Linked DNA regions of Homo sapiens: region 1 is linked to region 2. A link is a contact called in ENCODE Hi-C data. All regions are on one chromosome and are shown on one strand. Each heading gives the region's core, a stretch centred on a gene start or an enhancer-like site at or near the end of the contact. The rest is flanking DNA. Distances are from core to core; before and after follow the strand shown.

Evidence for each region. A loop is a pair of places that touch in the nucleus more often than their neighbours do. Pooled maps may share reads with other maps.
Region 1: a map of mammary epithelial cell shows a loop between it and region 2 (4-fold over the local background). The contact joins the enhancer-like site here to the promoter of WFDC5 in region 2. A Hi-C loop is called at or near these places in 1 of 168 maps with a recorded cell type or tissue (mammary epithelial cell) and 1 of 50 pooled maps.

The regions. Positions count from the first base shown.
Region 1 is chr20:45,448,099-45,451,371 of GRCh38, reverse strand. It overlaps LOC105372631 (a long non-coding RNA gene), which reads right to left. Exons shown (of 4, transcript NR_159957.1): 4 at 2,791-3,128. Among named protein-coding and RNA genes, the nearest start is that of WFDC2, 20 kb to the left of the region's middle. Within about 2 kb of position 1,746, at least 3 of the 41 ENCODE cell types and tissues checked have a DNase peak (open chromatin) inside an H3K27ac peak, as active enhancers do.
Region 2 is chr20:45,113,829-45,116,964 of GRCh38, reverse strand. WFDC5 (WAP four-disulfide core domain 5) reads left to right here and starts at 1,791. Exons shown (of 4, transcript NM_145652.4): 1 at 1,791-1,966. The coding sequence starts at 1,882. RefSeq lists enhancers at 1,354-1,853, 1,854-2,355.

The sequences.
Region 1 (3,273 bases), core at 497-2,996, 330 kb before region 2:
AGGCCGAGGCCAGAGGATTGCTCGAGGCCAGGAGTTCCAAACCAGCCTGAGCAGCATGGAGAGACCCTGTTTCTACAAAAAGTTAAAAAATTAGCTGAGCATGGTGGCACATATCTGTAGTTCCAGCTACTGGGGAAGCTGAGACAGGAGGATTGCTTGAGGCCAGGAGTTCGAGGTTACAATGAGCAATGATTGCACCACTGCACTCCAGCCTGGGTGACAGAGCAATACCCAGTCTCTAAAAACATATGTATTATGTATATATGTGCACATATATGTATATAATTATACTATTCCCTACTGGAAAATGAGTGACCCGGATATCACTTACAAACACTAGTGATACATATGTGTGTGTATATATGCATATATATGTATATAATTATATACATGTGTATGTGCATGTATAATATATATTATATGCATATGTATATAATTATATACATATGTGCATATACACATGTGTATATGTAATTATATATTAATAGAAATAATATGTATAAATATATAAAATATGTATATTATATACACATAATATATGCTATATACATGTCTGTTTTATATATGTATATAATTATATACATATATACACACACATGAGAGTGAATGAATGAACAAGTGAATGAGGCTGCCTGGGTTGTCTATTATAATGATTATATATGTTAGCTGTGTGACATTGGGCAACATACTTCCCTTTCTTAGGTCTGAATTCCTCATCTGTGAAATGAGGAAGTTGGATCAGATTCCCTCCCAAATGCCATCCAGCACTAGTTTCTAAGTGATGTCCGGGTCACACATTTTCCAGTAGGGGGCAGTATCATTTAGTCAATAATAATCATAGTTAATGTTTAAGTTGCAGTCATTACATGGTCCAAGGGCTCAGCATGTGTTAATTCACTTAGCTACACAACAACCCCACACAGGGAGAAGACAGGTACAGAGCACACCTACAAGTTAAATCACTTGTTCAAAGCCACATACAGAGTGTGGCAGAAGATATGTGCCCTACCCTTACCCCGGACCTGACTCCTTCGGTGCCACCAGCTGATTTCCAAGTGCTAGTGTCTGCATCTCTTTGCCTGAGGGCTTCCTTGGAAGCCACACAAGGAGGGCCCAGGCCCAGATCAGCCGGAAACCCTCAGTCCATATGGAGACTGGTGCCTGAATATCTCCACTGGTGCATAAACACTTGCTCTCCTAGGGAAAGGGGGTGATAGCTGCTGCGAGGAATTGTCTGGCCCTGCTCCCAGCATTCCCAATGGGATTAAGCTCAGTCACAAACAGTGATGGGGGGCTTGATGCCTCACCCTTTCTCACCCCCACGCCCACCTTACCTAATAAGCTGCTTCTTAGATCCCCAAATTCCCAAATTCAGACAAACCCAGAATTAGGACTTTTATAGCCTGGCTGGAAAGTCTGGGCTCTAATTTACACAATCTTCCTCCCAAAGGACAAAGCCTTTGGGTCTGTCACATATGCCTGGGTTCTGCCATTTATCAGCTGTTATGGGTTGAACTGTGTCCTCCCAAAAAAGCTACTTGGAGTCGTAACCCCCAGGTCCCTCCAAATGTGACCTTATTTGGAGATGGGCTCTTTACAAAGGTAATCAAGTTAAGATGAGGTCATCAGTGTGGGCCCTAATCCAATACAACTGGTGTCCTTAAAAAGGGGACAGACGGGAGAACACTATGTGAAGACTGGATTTATGTGACCACAAGTCAAGGAGCTTCCAGAAGCCAGGAGAGAGGCCTGGAACAGATCCTTCCCCAGCTTCTTCAGAGCAAACGCAGCCCTGTGGACACCCTGATCTCACACTTCTGGCCTCCAGAATTTAAGAGGGTAAATTGCAGTTGTTTAAACCAGTCAGTCTGTAGTCCTTTGTTCTAGTTGCCCCAGGAAAACAATATGGCAGTTACGTGACATCACCGTGCCTCCATATCCCCCTCTGTAAACTGGGGACCATAATGCACCCTCCTTCACAGGATTCTTGGGAATTAAATGAAATAATGCGTGTAAAAGGCTAAGCATGGAGCCTGGTACATGGTCGGTGTCCACTAAATGGGTAGTTGTTATTGCTGTAACTGAAATAACAAACCACCACCACCACCCTACAACACACATACAGAGATACACACACACACACACAACTTCAGGGAAGGGGATTTCTTAGATAAGCAGACAATTGACCCTCATGCTCCTTCCCTTCTCCTTCAGAGAGACCAGGAGAACAACCTACCCCTCAATCTGACCTGGCCCAAAAGTAAAAAAAAAAAAAAAAAAAGAAAAGGCTTTAATGTTGAAACATCACTCAGGTTTTTGTGTAGCTTGGAGTGGCCATTAAGAGGTAGGTGTTGCAATGGGTTTTCTTCTTACAACTGGTAGGGCCCAGTCTGATGGCAGGAAAAGCGGTGATGCTGCTGTTCTGCAAAATATTGGGAAGATCACCCAATATTAAGGTTCTTAGTTGCAAACAACAGTATCCAATCCAGTTTGTTTAACTGGAAAATGAATGTTTTTAAATATTGTATAAGGCCAGAGAGACAAAGCCTGAAACTACACAGACAAGGAAAAATGTCCAACATCACAGGGAGCGAGGGGGATTCTTTCATGAAAACCCCCCCGCCACCACTACTTGGCAGAGCTGATGCTCAGAACTGGATGCCAGGAACTCCACCCCTGCCATCCCCAAGGAACCCAGTGGGGGGGTGGGGGGTGGAGGACGAAGGTGAGGATGCAGTGAGAATGAGGGCTACGGTGAGAGAGTCCTGGATTCAAACCCTCAGCCTGTCATCCGTGCTGGGCAGAGGAGATGTACTCATGCCCTCCTTTATTCATTCATTACGCAAATATTTACAGACTACCTCCTTTGTGCCAGGCACTGTCCTAAGTGCTGGGGGTAACGTGATGAAAAAACAAAGGAATGTGGTTTGTGTTCTCGTGGTGCTCAGTTGATCAAATCAATGCTGAAACAAGCCTGTGGGGAGAGGAAGGAGGCAGGGTTCTGCTGTGAAGGAGAAGGTTGAGGAGGAAGCAGAGAAGGTGCTGCACTATTTCAGAAAGCAGCCACAGGCCCTGTCTGGGGCATCCTCAGATGTCAGCATCTCAAGGCAGCACAGGTGACAGGCTCTCTGCAAAGAGAAAGGAATTTGTTAATTGTCGTTGCTGAAGCCCTTGACTTGGACACTGTGCAGCTGGCAGATCCTAGACCCTCCCAGAAATGAGCACCTCTGGTCCTCCCTGCAGTCAAGGCAACAGACAAGAAGGCAGTGAGTT
Region 2 (3,136 bases), core at 542-3,041:
ACAGTGGCTCACCCCTGGAATCCCAGCACTTTGGGAGGCCAAGGTGGGAGAATCACTTGAGTCCTAGAGTTAGAGACCAGCCTAGGCAACATAGGAAGACCCCCCATCTCTACAAAAAATAAAAACTAGCCAAATATTGGGGCGCATGCCTATAGTCCCAGGTACTCAGGAGGCTGAGGCAGGAGGACTACTTGGGTCCATGAGGTCAAGGGTTCAGTGAGCCATGATGGCACTGTGCACTCCAGCCTGGGTGACATAGCGACATTCTGTCAAAGACAGAGAGAGAAAGAGAAAGAGAGAGAGGAAAGAAGAAGGAGAAGGAGAGAAAGAAAGAAAGAAAGAAAGAAAGAAGGAGAAAGGAAAGAAAGAGAGGAAAGAAGGAAAGAAAGAAGAAAGAAATAAAAAAGGAAAGAAAGAAGAAAGAAAAAGAAAGAAGAAAGAAAGAAAAGAAAGAAAGAGAAAGGAAAGAAAGAGAGGAAAGAAGGAAAGAAAGAAGAAAGAAATGAAAAAAGGAAAGAAAGAAAAAGAAAAAGAAAGAAAGAAAAGAAAAAAGAAAGAAAGAGGGAGGGAGGGGTGGAGGGAGGGAGGGGTGGAGGGAGGGAGGAAGGAAGGGCTCATATATTTGTCCTCCAAAATAAAGCTTCCAAGGAGGTGCCAGCATTCCAAAAGCAACATCAGATCATAGAAGACAGAGCCTCTCCTATCTTAATAGCTTAGAAGACAGCACGAGAGATTCACATTAAACCCAAGGAAGAACTTCCTGCTGCCAGGGCTGTCCTGGATTGGAATGGGTAAGTGAGACAAGCCCTGTAATATCACCCTCCTTTCTCAGGATCAGATGAGGTATTGACCTGCTTTTAAAACCCAGGAACTGAATGAGGGTGATGGGGAGGCCACAGTGGGAAGTCCCAGCTTAGTCAGGAATTAGCTGCGTGTCCTTGGGCCAGTCCCCTCTCATCTCTATCTCACAGTTTCCTCGTCTTTCAAATGAGAAGGCTGAGAGAATGTACTTCGATGGAGTTTCTGTTTAGGATGTCCCTTAGGATGCCAAGTCTCAGCTCCCTCTCTTCTACCAAATGCAGGAGGCAACATCAGAGATACGAAATCTAAGGTGGGGGTCCCTGGATGAGATGACATTTTTTTGCTCAGGATCCCTTAGGGCCAGAGAAGAGGTTCCAGTGGCCACACATCTGCTGTGACCAGCAAACTTAGCCAAGCCAAAAGCCATGCTCCCCCACCCTCAACAGCCAAGCCAGCCCCAGGAAGAGGGCAGTTCTATCAGAAGCCACTGGTGATCTCACCAAAGGCGGGGTGGTCTTTCTCCCATCCACAGGACCCAAGAGGAGAGGCCAGGGCTGGCCTCACTCATTATGCCAGCCTGGGCCAGCCTTCTTTGGCTGCAAGCTCTGGCCTAACCCTAATGCCTTCTCCCTTCCTAGGCATCCAGAACTCTGCAAACCCCCACTCCTTTGCTATTCAAAGCTGACCTCTACCCGCTGCCTAGACATCGCTGGGGCTTCAACATCTTTGAGAGCCAGGATAGCAAGCATCTGCCTCAACAACCTTCACCCTGTGTACAGATGAAAAAACTGAAGCCCAGAGAGACAAGACTTGCCCAAGATCACAGCCCAAGTCACCGATACAGGCAAGACTGGATCTGAGTCCCCCACATGCAGGATGTGCCGCCACCCTATCTTCAGCTATTGTGACAGCATCCCTTGCACTGAGTCCTCGGGCCCTCAGGGGGTGGGGCCAAGATGAAGCAGGCACGGTGTCACTCCACACCCCCTCTCTTTCCTCTCCTGACTAAGTTTCTCTGGCTTCCCTGAGGCTGCAGGTGTTAATCTGGGGGGCCCTGGGCCCTGAGCCGGCAGCAGAAATATGAGGACCCAGAGCCTTCTCCTCCTGGGGGCCCTCCTGGCTGTGGGGAGTCAGCTGCCTGCTGTCTTTGGCAGGAAGAAGGGAGGTGAGTGCGGGAAATCCCTCTGCTGGGGGGACCAGATTGTCTCTACTTCTCTAGGGAGAGTAAGGGTTTGGGGGAAGGCAGGTAATGCCCTGTGGGGTGTGTGTGCGCGTGTGTGTGTGCGTGCGTGCGTGTGTGTATGTGTGGATGCCTGATTCTTAGTGCTTTCAGAAGCCTGTGTTTTTATGTGTGTACATTTGTGCCTGTCCACCTGCCTGTGTTGGTATCTGTAAGTGTCTTTTCTGCCAGTTTCTCGGTGCTTGTCTGTGCCTGTCTATATGTCAGGGGGTGGCAGGGCGGGGAATGCATGTGCCTGTGTCTGTGTAGACATGTGTCTTTGCGTCTGCTTGTCTGTGCAAAGCTCTGTCTGCACACGTACACTTAGGAATGGCTGCACGCATGTGTCTGAGCTTGGTGCCTGTCCATGTGTGTCTCTGTGCCTTCAGGTGTGGGGAGGGACCCTGTCTGTGCCTGCTGGGCTGTGGTGTGACTGGGTCAGTGGGTCCACCACCCCATCTGTGGAAGGGACTTGGGAATTGAGGAGAGGGTGTGGCTTCTGGGATCTGGGCTTTGTGGGGAGGAAGCTCTGTCTCTAACTCTCATCGCCCCCAACCTCCTGTCCCCATTCCCACCCCTGACAAGGCTGGGGCTGGCCTGCTGACAGGTGAGGGAGGGCTGCTGAGTGGCTAGACAGGTGACTCCTGATCTGGGTGAGGCCTCCACCTGCGTCCTTTTCTGGGGCTGGAACACTCCAACCTACATTCACCTGTGCAACCCTTGCCCTGCCTTAAAGAAAGGGGACAGTAATGGGGACAGGCTGAGGAAGGAAGTACACTGGTGAGCTCCAAGGCTGGACCCTGTGTTGGCTGTGATTCATGCACCATCATCACGTAACTCCTCGACAAGGTGCTGTGAGGACAGGACTATTTTCATCCCCATTTTGCAGATGAGGAAAATTGAGGCATAGCGGGGAACCACTTAACAAGGTCAAAGACTGACTCTGAGTTAGTGCCAAATGTGGCATTTGAATGCAAGTATTTGAAATCAGAAAGATTCACCTTACCAACTATTACAGCAAAAACCCAGGACTGTACAGGACAATGCACCCCCAACATAGGAAGGAGCTGAGAGACCAGAGAATGACTTAGACAAGGCCAGATTAGCAAGTGCATG